Linked DNA regions of Mus musculus: region 1 is linked to region 2. Evidence: chromatin loops called from intact Hi-C (ENCODE). Cell type or tissue: left cerebral cortex. All regions are shown on one strand. Links, peaks and the distances in the headings refer to the core of each region. The heading gives the core; the rest is flanking DNA.

Region 1 (8,000 bases), core at 1-8,000, 270 kb after region 2:
CTTTAGTACTATCCCAGAGAAGAATCCTAATTAAAACTTACTTTTCCATAGCAACAGCTATGTCTTGAAAGCCTTGTGCAGTGATGTTGTTTTTGTCCCAGATGACTGTCCTGTTTGGAAATGAAGCCATGTCAACAGTCAGATTCTGAGGTGTGGCCAGGATGATCCCCCCTCCCCTGGAGATAAGGCTCTTTGAATCAACACTGTTTCTAGGCACATCCAGCCCTTTGACATCCTGACACAACACTGATGCCAAGCAACATAGTTACTTAATTTTGTAGAAATATCATAAAGTCTTAAGTAAATGTAAAAATATGTGTTGGACTGAACTCATAGCTATCTCTGGCTGCACTTACTGATATGCAATTGGCAGGACATAGGTTGGACATGCTTATAAGCATTTTAATGATGGCATCATGTAAGAAAGGAATAACATTCATTTGTTTCATCAAAACAAAAATGGCCATTTCACGCAATAGTGTCTTTCTTTCTTGCTTGCTTTCTTGCTTTCTCACTTTCTCTTTTTATCTTTTTATCTTTCTTGTTTTCTTTCTTTCTTTCCTTCCTTCCTTCCTTCCTTCTGTTAAGGTTGAACCCATGATGTCATGCATGTTAAGCATGCACTATATCACTAAGTTATATTCTCAGCCCCTACATCATAGCTTAACACAGCTATTACCCAAATATTTTTGAAAAACTATACCTAAAAGCACAACAGCACAACTTATTGACTTGGTCCCTCTGTTCTCCAGATAGCATCCCTGTATTCACATAGAAACCGAAAGCTCCTGACCAAAGACACTGCCCAGCCCTGTGTCCAACATAAACATCTTTAAAACCTAGAGTGAACTTTGCCCTATCTCATGCTCTCTCATTTTCCTGTCCTGGTGTAATCTTGAGAATTTCCCTCACTCTGGCCAAAGATCAGTCTACTATGATCTAGGAGGCTGTTGACTTAGCGTATTTTAGGAAAAATACAACCTTACCTATTGAACACGTGCACTTGTGAGGTTTTATGATTCCCTGGACACACACAACCTTTCCTTCACCTGGAGGTCTTCAGCCTGACATTTACTGCCCTCCCATGCTAGTCCTGATGACCTCCATCAGCCACATTGACTTTCAAAGCCCTCGCTACTCCTCTTGGCTTGTGGCTTCAGTTTAGTTAGAAGGTTCTGATTCTGTGTCATGCTAAAGAAATGGAGCATCCAAAAAGAGCCCTAGGAGAGCAACAGGTGTTTGCTCTTCAGTCAACACACTGACAGACCAGTGGCAAATTCTGATCACTCTGAGGAACAGATAACAATGGGGCAAAGCACTGGTGGTTCTCAAGAAGAGTTGTGTGTACAAAAAGTCCAGGGTATGACTGAAAAACAGAAATGGGTCCCCTGGGGAACCAGCCTTTGAAAAGCAGTCTTCTTGTGCCCTTGTGTTTCAAGTCTTTATTACAGAGGTGTGGAGTGGAAGAAAGGCCTCAGACCTACAACAACATATGGTCCTGTTCCAAATAAGAACATGAACCACTAACTATATAGCCCAGGGATATCATGGACAGTTTCTTTGTGTAAGTACCTCTGTGATGCCTGCATAGCTATATCACCTGAGGATGCAACTCTTAAAACATGGCCTGTCACTAAAAGACATGGATTGTCTAGGTCTGCTCCCACAGCATGGCCTGCAAAGATCCCTGCTTCTTATTGACATTATCTCCCTGGTTAGGTGTCAAGACTACATTGAGAAAGAAACCACAACAATCTGTCAGGGTTTTACATCACAGAGGACTTGTAAAGTCAAACATCAGTGGAAATACTATGTGTTTCAAGAGTCCCAACCAAGTACTCTGGTAAAAATTTCTTCCCAGCGGGTATCCTGGGAGACCCAGACTACCCTAGAAGGAGCAGCAAACCCTCAGGGTCAGGACACTGGTGCCTACCTGAGTTTGGTGTTGATCTGGAGAGCCTTGGCCAGCATCTTCGCTCCCATGTCCCCCATGCCATTCCCACTGATGTCCACTTTGGTCAGGGAGGTGTTGCTGCCCAGGGCATTGATGATGATGGTGACCTCAGCCTTGAGTTTTGAGTCAGCCAGGGACAACGACTGCAGAGGCTGGGGGTGGGGCACACAGCACTGAATGGCTTCATCAAAGCAATGACCACTTTCCCAACTCTCCACAGAGAACTGAGAATAGGACTCATTGAACTGTCTGCTTTGGGAATTGCTGTCTAAAGCCATGGGTAGGGGTGAGGTTGGAACCGGAAGGTTCTGACATTAAATAGACTTCCAGAATGAATTGATGAATATCTGTTGCTTCTATGGCAAGCCACAGGTCACAGAAGTGTCCCACTTGAGGCATTATTCCTTTCTACCCAATTTATTTTTCTATACGTGAAAAATAACTCTAAAAGACAGGGCCCGAATACAAAATGAAACATACCCAAGATGAATAATGTTCAGCCGATGAATATTTCCTAAGCATTTACTATACCCAACCACTGCTTCCTCTTTTCATGTGTGGTTTAATTAACCCTCTCAGACACCATTATGTACTGAGGCATGATTGTCATCCTTAGTCACCAGAAACAGAAGGGTTAAGCAACTCAACCAAACCCACAGTTAGAAGATGACGGGCATGTGGTGTGTGTGTATGTGTGTGTATGTGTGTGTGTGTGTGTGTGTGTGTGTGTGTACAAGTTTATAATCCTAGCTCTTGGGAAGTAGGGGCAGAAGGATAAGAAGTTCAAGGCTAGTCCCATAAAATATTCAAAGCCAGCATGGGGTGCATGGTATTCTATCTTACCAAAAAGCAATACAGCCAAACAAAACAAAGTCATAGCATTAGTCCAGAGATGAATCAGAGTCAGCTTGTGGGAGCAAGTTTTGGAGTGTGTGCTCTCAACAAAGATGTAACACTACCCCCAAGGAGCTTATTTTAGAACATTTTTGGTCATTATCCTTTAACTGTGTCTTAAGTTTCCATCAGAAGATATTCCTGTGATTCAAGAAACAAAAAGTCAAATCTGTACGATCATACACCGTATGTGAATCTACACCAACTAGAGACTGAAAGCCACTCAGGCTGGATACAGGTTTGGTCTGGCCTTCAGGGTACATGACCAAACACCAAATAGACTTTCCTCCAGTGCCCAAATCCTTCTAATTGCTCTACTGTCCCCCCTAGTCCGGTGGGCATCTGCGTTTGCAAGACTCAGTGCAGGCAGGGGTAAATCCCAAGACATACACCAACAAGGCATGAAAGGTCCCAGTTCAGACCTGCGGAATGACATCTGTTATGTGAAGTGTTCTCCTCTGGCCTCATTCCCTTAAGCAGCACTGGTATCCCAGGCAGGTAAATGGCTAGAAGCTGAGTGATTTCCATGACAACAAGCAAATACAACGTAAGATCTACCTGTGCCTGCTCCACCAGGTTGTACTGATCATGCACCTATGTGTATGAAAGAGAGAGGTCTCTATCTATGATGTACAAGGTCAGGGTGAAGAGGACGGAGTTCAAATCTAGACATCAGTCAGGCATGGCAGCTCATACCTGAAATCTGAGCACCTGGGAGATAGAGGCAGGGGGATAAATTGTGGCCAGACTATACTGTATGAGGCCTTGTTTCAAAAGGAAGAAAGAGGAAGAAGATAAAAAATAAAACACTCAAATATCAACAGAGAACTATCATGTGACTCAGTTAGAAGAGTGACTATACCACCATTCTTGACATTCTCGGGCCATGTGGCTGACCAGACTTAGCCCAGGATAATCAGAAGGGAACAGCACACCAGTCAGAGTCAGACCCAAGCAAGAAAGAGACTGCTGCTGGTGGTTAAGGCGATGGCATCTCAGCCAGAAAGCTAAGTAAACAGTGTTCTTACTATTCTACATTCAGATAAATGGAAAACAATGGAAAACGTTCAGACTCAGGTAATCTAATGTTATAAAAAACAAAACAAAACAAAACAAAACAAAACAAAACAAAACATGCAACACCACCTCGTGGAAAGCAGTAGTCATGTCTCACCATTTTTACACTCTCTCTTCCACTACTACCAAAATGATCTACCATGGCTTCTCTGTCATACTGGGAAATGGCCAGATCTTTAAGCTACTCTTCTATCACTACATTCAAATTCTAGTACACAAATTAACACTTAAGAATAATGAGAATGGGGCAGTGTGTGTGTGTTTGAATTGCATACATATTTATGAGGTCAGTTTTTCCTAATTCATTACATTTTTATACGGCCTTACCACATGAGTGCTTAATGCTTAATCTAGACTCAGTCTCCGGGTTGTTAGTCATCCTGGGGGGAACCCCATCCTGTTCTGTGGATTGCAACAGGGCTTTCTATGCAATCCTTCAAAACAGTCTCTGTCGTGTTGGCTGCTCATTGCCACCATCTCAGGAGTCTGGATGTAGTCCCTTTCATCGACAGGCGAAGGTGATACCGAAGCTCCTGAGAAGCTGGGTCTCCCCACTGAGCATTGTGTGCAGTTCTGGGTGACTAAGCTATTCATGGGCTGCCGGGGAACGGATTCCACAGTGGGCAAAGTGTCAAAGGCAGAGATTATATTCTGAATGTTCAACTCTTACTTAAGTAAAACTGAAAACAGGCCCAAAGCAATTGGTTTTCTGTGGAATAAATATTGGAATGCATGAGGCTCAACTCCTAATCACTTTAAATTGGTCTGCATATTATAGATTCCTAAGGAAAAGAAAAATTGATGGTAATTGCCTTTTGAAAAACCCACATCATTTTCAGTGACACAAAAATAAAAAGCTATTCACTGTAGAGTTATTAGCAACACACTAATCAAACTTGTAACTTGGCAGAATTCACATTTACATAGCAAATTTGTCATCTGCAAATGTGTTTTCAGGTGCATTTTAAATATCAAAATTATCTTTAAATAAGAAACTAAAACTACAAAAACAGTTTGAAGACCCTTAAGCAATGAGCAGAACTTGATATAATACGCTCTTCATGAACTTGAAAACTTCTTAAGTTATTTACTAAGACAAATATTTGGGGATGAATACTAAGTATGATTTTTTTAACATTAGGTTCCCAAATCAGGAAAACTGCATTTAATAACTCAGAGCAGTGCAAAGTCAAATTAAATGTATAAAATTAGTATCACATGCCAATTCTATCCTTGGCTTTAGTAATCTAATATAAAAGGAAAAAAAAATCCTGAGATTATTAGCAGGTGAGATCCCAGCAATAAAGCAGAACCCCTTAAATGATAAATTGAATTGTTTAGCCAACGTTAGAAATTACAGCCGCATGTCAGAAATCAAGAAAACAGAATTTTCACCTCTCAGGTGAAGAAAGGGGTAACAGGTCAGAATTCTGGAACCCCACAACCCCATAGCTGCCTTAGGGAAGGCAGCTTACTGATATCATAGAAGTGATATCATAGACACTATCATTTCCTGGCAGAAGGTCAAAAACGAAAGGGATATTTTTCAAAACGTGACATACTTTGTCTGATTCAGGTATGAAGTTACTCCTACCACCCACAGACCAACTCTTTGTAATGGCAACAAGAATTTGAATTTTAGAAACTGTGTTTCGTGACTAAATGTGACTTTGAGAAGAAAAGGACAGTCTTAAGGAACGACCGTAAGACACAACGCTCTCTAGTGAGTGGATTTGTGACAATGCGCTACTTTATCAGTTAAGTAGCTTCCTTTTCCCACGCACAATAGGATGCTACTCGAAATTAAATACCTTCACTCTGATCTAAGCCTTGCTCAGAAACAACTAGAAGGCACAAAAGTACAAGAAAATGATGAGAGTCCAAGCAGCCATTTACGATGAGAGGAAACCGGCCTACTACCTGAAATTCGATATAATTACTAGGTAAAGTCCAAGTTGAGAACACGATGTTTCTCAGTCTAATACATAGTAAAACTACCAGCTGATCTGCAGATTCATGTTTTAGTTGGATAGTATACAGAGGGTTGAAGAGTTAATTTATACCTTTGAAAATCTCTTATGAGACGACACAGTGGTAAAAGTCCCACTGCCAAGACTCATAGCCTAGAATCCCCTAGAACCATATGGTGGAAGAAGAGAACTGACCCCTAAGAGTTGTCCTCTGATGCCCAGATACGTGCCATGGCACACACACACTGAATGTTTTCAAAAGTTCTTAGTTTTAATCTCTCTGATAGATTGAAGAATAGAATCTTAAGTATTCAAACCCTACTAAAGCATATTCCATTTTAAAAATACTGATAAAATCTACATGTGAATTATCTGAAAGCACTTCAGCATCAGTCCAATAGAAATAATCACAAAGAGGCAAGTAGAACGTATCACGTGATACTCACAGAGTCTTCATCTTGGATCATCTGCACTAAGTTGTCCAACACAGGCGTCAGATTTCTAAAGAGATTTAAAAGATGTGGACAGTGGGATCAAATCAAAAGCTGTCAGGAGGCTGGTTATTTTCATCATTGTCACATAAAAAAGTCAAAGCTCTTACTTGGATTTCATATTATTAAAATTTTTGCCCAATGCCAGGTGCTGTATTGATCTGTTTTTACTGAGCCACACAATTAGGGTAGATAGGTCGGATTCTAAACCTGAAAAGAAGCATACAGACGGAATCAGAACACAAGTGACAAGTGACATCATACAGTGGGGTGGCTGCCTGTACTGAGCTCAGTGCCCCACAACCCTTAGCCTTTATCCTCAGCAGAGCTCTCTGTCCTCTTTCATGGCCTACTAGTTAACAGAGGTGAGCTCATTTTCTGCAGAGTTACCCAAGCCTCCTCTACAGTCAGTGGCCGTGCAAAGTCAGCAACATCCAGAAAAATATTGGGGAACGGTATGCTCACACTGCTCACTTGTATCTAAGATTTCTATGCAAAGTTAACAGGCTCAGGTCACTCACTAAACCAGCAAAAATGATGCTAATTAAGCAAAATGTTTGAAATAATTTAATGACTACCAAGAATCTAAAAATGCTGGGCTCGAATCTTCACCACAGGAGGAAGGATATTTTATGATGTGTTTTCGAATTTGTATATTGGGCTGTGGCTAGCGGGCCAGTTCCCCTGGTCTTGCTTGTTCCAGTAGCATTTGAGTTTCTTTTGTGACGTACCATTGTCAGAGATATCTAAGCTGGTGATGTTGTGGATTTCAGCGATGCAGCCTTCTAACACTTGAGCTCCTCCTGACCTCAGCTAGAGAAACAGATCAAACATAAAATGAAGCCATTTTCCTGCTGCAGGGGAGCCTGAAAAAAAAATCACTAACAGTGTCTTAAAATCATCAACTAACAATAGCTATGAATGGAGGGAGGATTCTATCACAATGGTAAAAGAATGATACTGTTTCCTACAGCACGCAATCCAGCATTAAGTCCCAAACTTCTTTAAAAACGAAAAGAGGAAAAAGTGGAACTGGGTAAGTCAAGTTTAACTGCTCAGTGGAGAGGGGGGCTGTAGCTCAGTGTTGGGCACTTATCTGGCCTGCTCAGGGCCCCAGGATTAATCTCCAGCAGTAAAACCCAAACCAAACCAAACAACAACAAAAAAGGCAATGTGTGTCAATGTATACAAGCTTTTATTCTAGTTCTGGAAATCGAGCAAATCCCTTCAGACACTAGAAGATGAATGTTTCAACGTATTGCTTCTGCTTCCAAGGTTTGACTTCATCTATCCTAGGGAACAGCGAGGCAGCCATGGAAGACAAGCTCTGAGTCTTTCCCTATGAAGTCAAAGCAAATAGTAGGGTCTTCTTAACTCTCCAATAGCACTAGACTATAGTAAGGCCACCCTGCAGGATACAAAGTGGACCTTGTGGTCCTTCCTGCTCTAGAGATGTGTTATCTAACTGGAGAAGACGGGTTATCATTTACTAGGAATTCACTATATGCCCAGGAACATGAAACATCTCTACAGCATTTATATTAATTTCTACTCTAGATTTATGTGATACCATTTTCTACATATTCAAATTGATACAGGAATTTAAAGACTCTT
Region 2 (12,678 bases), core at 2,502-10,501:
GAGTACACTCCTCTACTGTGGCTGTGACAATAATGGCTGTAGTCCTGCACTGCCCACTATATTCCAGTGTATAGAATTATTTCCCCTTCACCATGGTGGTGACAGAGGCAGTGCCATGACTCCCATTTCACAACAGTGGAACTGGGACATTCAGAGGTGAGATAACTTGCTGTGGGTTACGTGACTACTGCGACTACTGCTGTGCATCTGGGTTCTTAATCGCCATGTTCTTCTGCCACACCTACTGGTCCAGAAGTTTCCCCCAGAAACTTCCATCCCTTTTCTCGGGCGTTGGTTCTCTGGCCTAAGACAGTGCCCTTCCGCGTGGCAAGGGTGCTAGTTTCCCTGAAATAACTGGGAATCTCAGAGGTTAGGCTATGTTCCATCTGTGTGATAAACGCTGGTTCCCCACACTGCTCTGTGATGTTCTGTGTACATTTCCTTCTTTCAGAGTGGGGTTCTGTCCTCCCTGCCTTTCATTGCTGCCTCAAGCTGTACAATTTTAGGAGGTCAGATGGCAGATTTCCTTCTCTCCAGGAATCTTCTCAGCTTAATCACAGTTCGAAAACTCTTTTCATCCCTGGGTAAGGATAGGTGTGTGGATTCAGGTAACCACTCTCCTTCCTGCGTGTGCTTTGAGAAGCCTCTTGACATGTCCCCATTCTCCAGGGCTCCTCCTTCCATCCCTTTGCGCTGTGGCCCTGCCTTTTGTGACTTCCAGTTACATAGCAACCATTGTTTTGCTGATACTCATTCCTGGGACCAGCAATTTGTGTGACTCAGGGTTCATCATCAACACCCTAGACGTTGCCCCCAGGTAAGGGCTTTACCTGTCTGTTGCCTTTATCAGACCACTCACGTGATGGTAGTTCTCAGTGTCAATGCCAATGTGCAAAGCCTGTCTGTTGCTGGTATGTACTAAACCAAGGTGAAGTGACAGATAACTAGAAATGTTGGTTCACAGCCATGGCCACGTGTCTCATGTCTGGATAGAGAAAGTTTTTCAAGTTCCCTGGTAAGAGATTAAACTGTGTGTTTTGGGAAAAGGCCACAGACATCTGTTTTGGAAATTTCCAGGGTGTTTATTATGCCAGCCACCACACATAGACTACTCACCACGAGCCAGACCTATGCTAACACATTCTCAGAAATCAATATTTGTCATCATCACAAATACATTAAGTAGATCCTATTATGACCCCCTGATTTAGGGAAAGGAGACTGAAGCACACTGGCATATGAGACCTGGCTGTGGTCACACAAGGGCAGAGCCAGGATCTAAAGGCATACAGTTTGGCTTCAGAGTTGGAAACTGATACTTGTCTGTTAAGCAAACTGCCCTCTGCACTGAACACTGTTGTGAAAAAAGTTCCCACAGAAACTACTTCTCTGGTTTTTCTAGCTATTGATTCAGTAGATGGATGATTTCAAAGTTGGTAAATAAATATTTCTTTGGATGTCTTTAGGTAACAGAAACTACTAGGCCAAATGTCCTTGCCATTAAAAATGTGTTTCATGAAAGTTGAACTTCTGCTATGGATGGTTTTCTACATAAAATCATCTTCTTCACAGATATGCAAGTTTCCTCATGGGCATCTCAAGGGGATTTGGTCTTACTGCAGGGATCATCTCATCCACTACCACCGGATTCCTTATCAGTCAGGTTGGGCATGTTATTGAACATCTGCAAGTGGCAGGTATTGTCTTAGGTATTGAAAATATATACCGTGCTCTCAAAGGTTGTGCAAGTGTCCAGGGGAAGCAAGCATGGATTTGAACATTCAGTTCATGAAAATCACACTGTGGCATGTCATGCTTCCCGGGGAAAGAAAAGTGAAAAGCTGAGTTTGTCAAAGGGAATCAGTATTCATTTTGTGAAAACGAGCTGTTTGGGTACAAAGAACAGTGTTTCCATGACTTCTGGGGGTAAAAGGAGCGAGAGCGGGTGGAGAGATAGCTCAGGAATTTAAGACGAGGCTCACCACCAAACAGACAAGAGAGAGGCCTTTATTGTGACGAGAGTGAATGAATGATGTCAAGAATTAGTAAGTGATAAGGATGGGAGAAGGAAGAGGGCGTCATGAAGAGTCCAATCAAATTAATAGTAGACAGTTTGTACATCAGTGAAGGGAAAAACTAATATCTGAGGGTCCTTATTAATAAGGACATCAATCTGTAGACGGAGGAGAGAGGAGAGCAGCTGTATGACTTTAGGGAGCATAGCTGAGAGGTTTGCTCTCAGCATCTAAATGTGGTCTAGTGAGCAAGAGGGAAGGCAGTAATGGAAGACTCAGGCTAGGATGGAAGAACTGTAGTGTCAGCCTGAGAAGCAGAGTTTTGTTTTGTTTTTAGTACAGCTAGATGACCTAGATTATGGGCTAATTTATGAGTAAATGTATAAGAATTCTCTATGATGATAATGGCAACAGTGAATTGGCCTGACAGGAGAGTTTATCAAACAGGTCAAATGTAGTTCAATATATGTTGAAAAGTCCATGTAAGGAGCTGTACTGATTGAAGTCAATACCTAAAAAACTAAACAAAGCAAGAAGGACAGACCTTCACTATGCATTTTGGCATAATTATAAAGTTTCATATTTATAACTGTTGAAATCCAGATTTCTGGAGAAGCATCAGTATTGCTTAATTTGTTTTCATTTGCGAAAGTAGCTACTACAACATAAGACCCAGTGTGCTTTATAGAGTCATTTGGTTCCCAACAGTTTCATGACCCTCTTGGCCAACAGGATACTAAGTGTGTTCTGTATTTGCCCCTTAATTTGTGTGTGATTAGCAATGCAATATGCAAAGCAAAGGACTTGTATAATTGGTAGGAAAGAAATTTATAATATTAATAATTCATTGTATGTTTTTGTGTTCAGGATTCTGAATCAGGATGGAGGAATGTGTTTTTCCTGTCTGCTGCTGTCAACATGTTTGGTCTGATCTTTTATCTCATATTTGGACAAGCAGAAATCCAGAGCTGGGCCAAAGAAAGGACTCTCACCCGCCTCTGAGGATGTAGGGTTGGAGACCAACCAAAGTGCTGACCCTTAACATACTTTGCTTATCACCATTCTTTCTTTGTACTTACGACCATAGACACAGCGCTTCTCTATTCTGGCTGGGTGCTAGCATTTTCCAAAGATCTTCAAAAGCAGATCCCAGGCTACCCTCCAGAGTGAGTTAGTCTGTGGTGGAACCCAGGTGCCACTAAGTTTTAGACTCCTGGGAAGTTTTTCATGCAACTGTGTTTGATAATGGTAGAGGAATTTGAAGTCAATTTTAGTTGCCTTTGAATTTTCCTCTTTGGAAAGTAGTAGATGAATAAAAATCTATCTGAAATAATTTGATAAACCTTCTTTGAGACTGTTAGGAACACAGGAAAGGTCCTATAAGAATTGTATTTTTAAGCTATAAAACTCAACAAAGAACAGAATTGAATCCTATAATCATAGAATTAACTTTATTCCTTTTATAATACTCCAGGAAACATGGGTGTTTATACAGTTAGATGCTGTTAAAATAAACATACTAAGATTAAACAAAGTACATTAAAATTATGTAGGGTAGGAGTCTTTCTAAAGATGGAACAATATTTATGAATCTTAGCCAATTTCTTGGAGGTTGTGACCAAAAAACAATGAGAAAATGATTCAATGAATGAAGTTTAAATGGAATACAGAAAGAGAGATTGAATAGATACCAGAAAGGGCAAAGTGAACATCTCAAAACACTATCATAGTTTAGTCATGTGGTGAAATTAGAAAGAGAAAACAGAAACACTCTTAAGTGAACATCAGGGAAGAGATTAGTAAGGGTTAAATGAGCTGGAGAGATGCTTGGAGAAAAATTGCATAAGAGACATTCATCCTTAAGGTAGAGACTATGTGACCCTCATATTCTCCCAAATAGTCATATTCAATTATAAAATAAAATTCAGTAGTAATTGGTTTGGGGTTTTAATGTGTACAATAAACTCTAAGGCACCTCCATATAGATGGCTTATTCTATTTTTGCCTCAATTTTCTTAGAAAAAGTATTTTTAAAATCATATTAAGAATTTCAAAATGACTGCAGGACAAGAACCTTTGATTAATTCATAAGGGGAGGAGAACCTTCTAATTAGGTTAGAGTTAGAACAAGAGGTAATTTTGACCAGAAGTTGTAAGGATAATAGTTGGTGTCAGGTACTGAGAGTGATGCTGAGATAATAACTCATTGGATCTGCTTTCCAAATATTTATAATACATAGAGCAAAGGAGTCTGTATGAAACTAGAAGACTGGAAAGAGGGATATTATATAATGAATTGGTATGTTATATATGAAGGGAGAGAGAGCTCTCAAAGAATGATTGTAGTCTGGGAGTTAAATTGAGAGAGGGAAGAAAGAAGTGGATAAGAGGAAATATGGGGAGAGACAGCTAAAACTAAGGTCCATTAGAAGGGTCATATAGAAATCTACTAGCATAGAAACTTCTTAAATATATAAAAACGCATATAAATAAAAGCAATATAAATGAAATCACCATGAAATGGGAGACAAAGCTCTAACTAGGCATCTTCTACCACCAAATAAAACCTCTAGTGCCAGAAATGGCTTACATCTAATTGAGTTGTTGGCTGGAGATGCCCCCATGGAAACCCACAAATAACCCAAGCTATTGCCAAGGTCATTGGTGGCTCTCCACAAACTGATGGTTAGGCCCTATTGCTGAAAACAACACCTACATTACTCAATGAACACTGAAAAGTTGTACTGGTGCCCACATAGAACCTTACTGACTAGTTCATGGTTGAAGAAGGCACTCCGTGCTACCAGTGGAGAAAGGAAACCACCAACCTAGCTAAAAACCTTGGCTCTACAATAGCGATCTGCTTGAACGATATGCTGGTAAATAGTGGCAAAACAAAGTCGTGGGAGTAACTAACTATCTGACGTATTTAAGGTGGTCCACTCCAAAAAACAAAACAACAAACAAACAAACAAACAACAACAACAACAAACATGCCTAAGAATTCTCAGTTGGTCAATAACCTGAGACTAGATAGGTCATAGATCTATAAGAAAGGCAAATACTACTATTCGGTGAAAGGAACATGGCAATAAAATGACTCTTAATGGCCTTCTGCTGTACTTACAGTGTCTTGCTCAGCCATCATCAGAGAAGCTTCTTCCCGTAGTAGGTGAGAATACAGACAGACACCCACAACTGGACAATGGGCTGAAAGCGAGAGACCTTGGAGCCCTCAGTCTAAATGGAATGTCTCCATCAAATTCTTCCCCTCAGGGTTCAGGGAACTTTGGAAAAGTAGGGGGAAAGATTGTAAGAGCCGCTGGGGATGGAAGACCCCCCCCCCAAGGAGACAAGGCCTTTTAGATACAACAGAGCTGATGTCCATGTGAACTCATAACCTTTGTGAAAGCATACCCAGTATGCACTTGTCTTAGCCAGAGTGGGCACTAGCACTGAGAAGAACATGGACACAAACCCCCATCCCTACCCAGAAGGTGACTCCAATTGAACTTTGTTTGCTTTAATGGAGTTGTACTGGTTATACAAATTACACGTAAAGGCGGGCCCCATGCCTAGCAGTAGATGGGCAACACAAAAATCAACTCAATGATATTCTTGAAGGTTGCTTATGTTTTTTGTTTTGATCTGTTGACTCATAATGCTTCATTTGCTCTTTTTTTTTACCTTAGAGATATTTTGCTTATACATTATGGTTTTTATTTTATATTTTAGTAAAATTCCTGTGTTTGCATGAATGTGTATCATTACATCTCTGTGTGTTTCTTGTACTCTCTCTTTGACTCTTTTTCCCCCTGTTTGTGTGCTTGTTTGGTCTATTCTAGTTTGTTGAAACCACTTTTAGAGTGGCCAAACCTTGTTGCTTTTATGAGGAAGAAGGGTTGACACACGAGGTCTCTCTGTGTAGCCCACACTATCCTTGAACTCATGATCCTCCTTCCTCACTCTCCTGAATGCTAAGGTGGCCAGCCTATGCCATCAGGCTTGCTGCTCAGTTGCTTTTCTGAAACTGGGCAAAGTGGAGGTCAAAGGACAACCTCAGCTGTTGCTACAGGGGAATCATCCACTGGTTTTATTTCTGTTTTGAAATCTCTCACTGTTCTAGAAACTGCAAAATAGAGTAACCTGGGCAGCCAATGAGTTCCAGAGATCTACAAGCTTCTGCCTCCCCAGCCCTGGGGATAAAAGCACATGCTACCATGCTCAGCATCTTTTTTTATACAGCTTCTAGAGAATCTAACTCAAGTCCTAACGCTTGCTAGCAAGGTCTTTGCTATCTCCCCAGCTTCCCTACCTTTTCAATATGTAACTCTTCAGCTCTAGAAAGCACTTAATCTAGTGCTATCAGCGAATGATCTCCAATGGTCCAACTTTATGGACCTATGTGTAACACTATCACCTGGGGGGGGGGCTATCATAGAAAATATGCCATGGGTGTAAGGAATAAGGCAGGGAGAGTACAGAGACTAAATGACACAAAGAGCAACGCAATGCATCCTCACCTATAACTCTACAGCCATTCTGCCCTGTAAACGTTCTTACTCAGGGGTGATTGTCTAGATGATGTAAAGTGGCATATGTGGAGCCTGGCAGACGGAATTTGGATGTCAAGTGAGTCTTTGGTCTCACACTCAGAGAAATGAATTAAAATATGTCCAAGAGGCTCAGGATATTGGCATAGACTTGTACAATAAAATCAAGAAACCTTTTCCTCTTGGGAAAATATATTCATTATTCATGTATTTCTCCAAAGTTGTTATCAAGTTTTGCACTGGCTTCTTTTTTTTAAGACATGTAAAAGCATTTATTTTATGCAAAAAAATTAAATAGGATTATGTGCACAGAGATAGTGTACACATCATCTATGCTGAGCAATGAATGCCAAGGAAAACAATATTGTTATAACAGTTGTCTGTAAAATAAAAGTAAAAACTGAGCCCCAATTATCACACAAAAATAAAATGCCTACTTCCCAACAGCATGGTGCCGGACATCGAGAGCAACTCTGCATATCTCTGTTCCTCACAACACTGCCAGTGTCTATCTACTGATATTTCTAAAACAAACAAACAAACAAACAAACACCCCTAAAAGCAAAACCAACCTTTTTTTTTACATTAATAATAAAAATCTGGTGACAAAATTATAAAGCCAAATACTGGACAGTCTTTACTCCCTGAAAACTCCAATTATTCCATCATAATCATAGGAATAAAAACCATTTTAAAGTGATATGCCTTATGAAACAATATGTACATTTATTGCAAGTTACATTAAACACAGCTAAAAACTCTGTACTGGGCTTTCTCCATTACCACCTACTTTGTTTTCTATTTGGGACTTGGCACTGATCCTAACACAACTGCTAACTCAGCAATCCACGGCCATTGCCCTGTTGCTTCATGGGTAGGATATTATCCTCCCTCTCCCTTCTGACTTGGACATCAACATTCGTCCTCTCAGCCATTCTGGCTTTCTCTCTTCATGCCTGTTGATGTCCCTCTAAGTCCTATATGTAGACTTGTTTCCACTTGTAGTTTTGCACACGTTCAGAAGAATCTGCAAATTCAAATGCTTTGTAATTATTGAACAGGAAGACCTTTTCCTTCTGTCATATTGACTAACGCACATCACCAAGCCAACACTCTTTCATACATAGTTTCCATTGTATGTGATTTTCAACCTGAGAAACTGTTAGGAAAACATTTGGTCCCATTAAAAATTCTTTGACATGTACCCAGGCAGAATCTCCCATCCAGTAGTGTATTTTCACTTTTTATCTTAAAGCCTGGACCTTTCTTTTTTTTTCTACCTGAATGTGGTCTTTCTGAAAGTAGTAGAATAACTGGAAATGACCCAAATTTTCACTTTTTATCTTAAAGCCTGGGCCTTTCTTTTTTTCTACCTGAATGTGGTCTTTCTGAAAGTAGTAGAATAACTGGAAATGACCCAAACAATGATACTAGTAGAAATAATAGCAGCGATAAGTCTTGTGTAAGGAGCAAATAGAAGCTAGATAACTAGAGTTAACAAACCACCCACAGGCCCAGTGACATTGATCAGTGGAGAAAGCATTTGTTGCTGAACCTTGATGGACTGAGTTCTATTCCCAGAACCTATGGAAGGATGGGAGAAGAGAGCTAACTGCACAAAGTTATCCTCTGACCTACACATGCATGTACATGCCCCACTCCATAGTACACACTAATCAGTTAGCAGTTCTAAAACCTTAACTCACAAGTTAGACAGGAAGCAGAGTTGAGCTGTAAACCTCAAGGGCAATCAGTCCCTCCACCCTTCACTTCTTCCATATGAACCCCATCTTATGAAGACCCCACAACCTTCCAGAAGAGCCCCATTATTTAGAGACCAAGTGTTCAGACAAATAAGACACTAAGGGGATATTCCACATTCAGTGTAGCAGTATGAAGTGGCATAGGGTCTCTTTTCATATTCTTCCCACACATTCTCTTCTCTCACATAAGACTTGATGCCTAGACAGGAAGTGCTGTACTTTCCAGCATCCAGCAGGAGGATGAGGTAGAAAGGAAGCAGCCACTGACCCTTGGTCATGTTCTGTGAAATAGACACTTGTAAGACCTGAATTCTGGAGGTTGCATTCCTCATTTTTGTTTAACCTCATCTGTCCTGATGTCTGTGAATGATATGAGAAGTCCTACCCTCAGACAAACGTGTGTGCATAAACAGACCTGCCATGTTCAGGACCATTCAGTATGCAGAGCAACTTGGAAAGAGAAGATAAACCACATGAGCATCTTTTCTTTTAAGCATATAAGATAACAAGTTTCTTGGGACATTTTCATTTGTGTTTACCGTTTTCCATGTTCTTATGAGAGTCTTCATTTTGAAGGACTGATTGGGATATATATGTCGAGGCTGTGCTTCTTTCTTGCTCCCCCTCCCCTCTCTCTTATTTTTGAAGGTCTTGCCTAGTATCCCAGACTGTCCTTCAGTCATTATCCTGCTTCTTCTCCCTCCAGAATGCCGTGATGGCAAGCATGTGCTACCATGCCCAACTTCAACTGCTCTAGCAACTAAACTATGTCATCAGTTCTCACAATGTGCTTTCACTGCTACTGGCTACACTTAACAACAACAATAACACAAAGGCAAACTCTATGAAACCAGTAAATAACTGGCCAGTTTGGGGATCATTATACTTGTATGTGGGGGAGCATTCTCATAGAGGCAGGGGGAGAGGGGATGGGATAGGGAGTTTCTGAAGGGGAGACCTGGGAAGGGGAAAACATTTGAAAGGCAAATAAAAGAAAATATCCAAGAAAAAAAGAATAAAAAGAAAAAAAGAAAAATGATTTTATTTTTTTATTTTTTTAATTGGGTATTTATTTCATTTACATTTCCAATGCTATCCCAAAAGTCCCCCACACGGTCCCCCATCCACTCCCCCACCCACCCACTCCCACTTCTTGGCCCTGTCATTCGCCTGTACTGAGGCATATAAAGTTTGCACGACTAATGGGCCTCTCTTTCCACTGATGGACGACTAGGCCATTTTCTGATTCATATGCAGCTAGAGACACAAGCTCCAGGGGGTACTGGTTAGTTCATATTGTTGTTCCACCTATAGGGTTGCAGATCCCTTTAGCTCCTTGGGTACTTTCTCTAGCTCCTCCATTGGGGGCCCTGTGATCAATCCAATAGCTGACTGTGAGCATCCACTTCTGTGTTTGCCAGGCCCCGGCATAGTCTCACAAGAGACAGCTATATCAGGGTCCTTTCAGCAAAATCTTGCTAGTGTATGCAATGGTGTCAGCGTTTGAAAGCTGATTATGGGATGGATCCCCAGAAAATGATTTTTAAAAAATGCTAAAATATTTTTATGACAAGAACCAAAGCAAATGAATGAGAGATCCACACAACTCATTGTTTAAAACTATGAATTACATGCCCAGGAAAATACTTTGGATTCAGCAAAACAACTCAGAAAACAGAATGGAGGACTTTATCACAAAAGCTGGACAAACTCAAGGTGTGCAAAACTCAGGTGAAGAATTGGAGGGAGAACCAGAAATCTCCAGATGGACTGAAAGGAGGAGGGGCAGGTTAGCAAGTAAGAGGAACATAGGTCAGCATGTAAAATTGGTTCTAATTAAATAAGGACTACACCAAAAAAAAAAAAAAAAAAAAAAGGAAAGAATTGGGACTGTTACACCAATTAGCCTGAACTAAAGGTGACGGTAACTTTTTGGAACTTAAAATGTTGCCTTGGGGTTTAGTGAGTGAACTATTTATTGTGTAAACATGATAATCTGAGTTTAGTTTAGAACCCACATAAAAGCCAGACACAGTGGCACACACACCTGAAATCTTAGCACATCTATAGCAAGACAGAAGATAGAGCCAAGAGAATCTCTAGGAGCTCCCTGGCCAGACAGCAGGCATAAGCAACAGTAAACAGCAAGAGATTCTGTCTTAAACATGGCAGAAGGAAAGGACAGTAACCCATGTTATCCTTTGACCTTTACATGCATACATGCATGTCATGATTTCATGGCATGTAAGTTCTCTCTCTCTCTCTCTCTCTCTCTCTCTCTCTCACGCACACACACACACACACACACACACACACACACACACAGAGAGAGAGAGAGAGAGAGAGAGAAATGGTGTATTGGGACACTCATCTTTTTTGTCCGAATATGGACTATGAAAACAGCTCTATTCCTAAGGTTGTGCCTATTTGCCAGTGTCTTCTAATGTGGCCAAGAAAATAACAGAGAAGAGACTCTCATCAACATGGAGCTAAGGGCCAGGGAACACAGTGAACTGTGGGGCTGTCCTAGAGGGATTTCAGAATCTCATTGGACAAATGGCCACTGTTTCCTGTTTCTGTAGTTATTTTGTTTCTGGCCCATTGTTGGACAGGGGGTCATTGGGTGGAGTAGACTTGGGAAAAATGTGGTTTATTGAGTTTTCAAAGCAAAAGGACCTGAATCCAGATGAGGTAGCGATTGAATGTGACTTTGGGACCCAGTGAGGTTTACCCACTGAATATGTTTTATGTGTAGAAAAGACCACGAATCAAATGTGATCCATATTTCAGACAGTGATAAATGGTACATTTTATGCATATCTCTGCCCTTCCCTGTGTGATGGTGGGTGGCACTTTCCTACATGACTTCCCTTGTCCAAGGAAATTATGACTTACCCAATTCCTTTATCTTCTCCCCATAAGGCTACCTCTTATGCTCCAATAGAGCATCTTCTATCAACGAAGGTCCTGAATGAGGGAACACAGATCAGGCTACAGCCAATCCCAAAGATCATGAAGTATAAAGTAGGTAAATGATTGATTTTTGTAAGCCATTGAGACTGTCTAGCTCCTGTGTTCCTCTGTGCCGTCTTTGGGCTTTCTGCAGAGTCATTTGATGCATATCCAGACCTAACATACGGTCTCTAAGCAGGAAAACATTTATGGGTCTGTTTTTGGGGTTTTAGATTTTTTTTTTAATGTGGCCCAGGATGCCACTAATTGCAAAGGAGACTTCAAATTTTTAATTTTCTCTTCTAAAGGTTTTTATTTTGTTTTATTTTGCTTTATTTCTGAATGAATATCAGTAAATGAAGTAGGGGTGTTGTCGTAGATACTTTTCAATTGTTGTGACAAACCGTCATAACCAAGACAGCTACGAGAAGAGGCTTGCAGGTTCAGAGGGTGAGTCCAAGGTAGCTATGGAGCACAACAGAAGGCAGGCAGGCATGGCAAACTGGAGCAGTAGCCCAGAGCTCACGCTCTTATTCCCAAGTAGAAGTTAGAACAAGAGATGTTCTAACTGGGAATGGCTAAAGCATTTGAAACCTCAAAGTCCTCAGTGGTCCTCCAAGGCCACACCCCATAATCCTTCCCACACAGTTTCTCCCATTGGGATCAAGTATTCAAATGAGCCTATGGGGATCATCCACTTTCAAACCACCACAGGCTTTAAAATAGCCTGGTTAAGCCCACAAATATGGAGCAGGAACATGACTCTTACAACAAGGTTATAAAACTTCATGATGTTTAAGATCATAAGGTGAAAATAAGCTTGCTATTTCCCCTTACTATACATTAAATTAACTATCTTTCTGAGCAGAAGATTTTCTTAGTCTTTCTTTAAGGGTGTGTTCATGTGTTTGTTTCACCCTTATCCTTGAATTCACTTAATTGTGCATAAAATGCTAGATTGCAAAGCGTTCTGTTTGAGCACTTTGGGGATATTATTCCACGGTTCTGGGTTCTTTTTGCTGCTGAAGGTGAGAGTCACAAAGGTAATTCATGTACACATTAAAAGAGAACAGAATCGCATGTATCTTAGCAGTTTCTAAATGCACATGTGGTAACAATTGATTACAAATAAAAATTTAAGTCGGTAATGTGGGAGCAAGATAAATGAAATAAAGCTATTATATGTGGTAAAATAAAATCTGTGATAATCATTATGAGTTTTTTTTAAAAAAATAGCTTGACTATTATATAATGCATTTTGACGTGACTTAACTTAGGAAAACAACAACAACAACAAAATATCCATATGGTTTATGTAGCAGATTTGTTCTGTCCCAATACCCAAGCAACTGCCCAGATCCGCACATGAACAAATTGCATGTACTTTGTGATGTC

The links. Hi-C counts contacts between places; a loop is a spot of excess contacts. Peaks named below come from ENCODE experiments on the same cell type or tissue, not always from the same donor. Only the 100,000 strongest peaks of a DNase experiment are listed, where the experiment ranks them.
Region 1: a loop joins it to region 2, with 2.0 times the contacts of the local background. A loop is called at or near these places in 2 of 42 quality-filtered maps.

Annotation. Positions count from the first base shown.
Region 1 is chr13:24,092,465-24,100,464 of GRCm38, forward strand. It overlaps Carmil1 (capping protein regulator and myosin 1 linker 1), which reads right to left. Exons shown (of 38, transcript NM_026825.3): 19 at 7,118-7,199; 20 at 6,497-6,596; 21 at 6,342-6,396; 22 at 1,934-2,106; 23 at 42-110. Among named protein-coding and RNA genes, the nearest start is that of Gm33573, 83 kb to the right of the region's middle. In left cerebral cortex, for the core only: no CTCF peak of the experiment used is centred there; a DNase peak (open chromatin) is centred at 4,486.
Region 2 is chr13:23,819,413-23,832,090 of GRCm38, forward strand. Slc17a2 (solute carrier family 17 (sodium phosphate), member 2) reads left to right here. Exons shown (of 12, transcript NM_001377113.1): 9 at 452-584; 10 at 670-817; 11 at 1,573-1,663; 12 at 2,883-5,773. The coding sequence ends at 3,017. Among named protein-coding and RNA genes, the nearest start is that of Slc17a3, 14 kb to the right of the region's middle. In left cerebral cortex, for the core only: no CTCF peak of the experiment used is centred there; no DNase peak of the experiment used is centred there.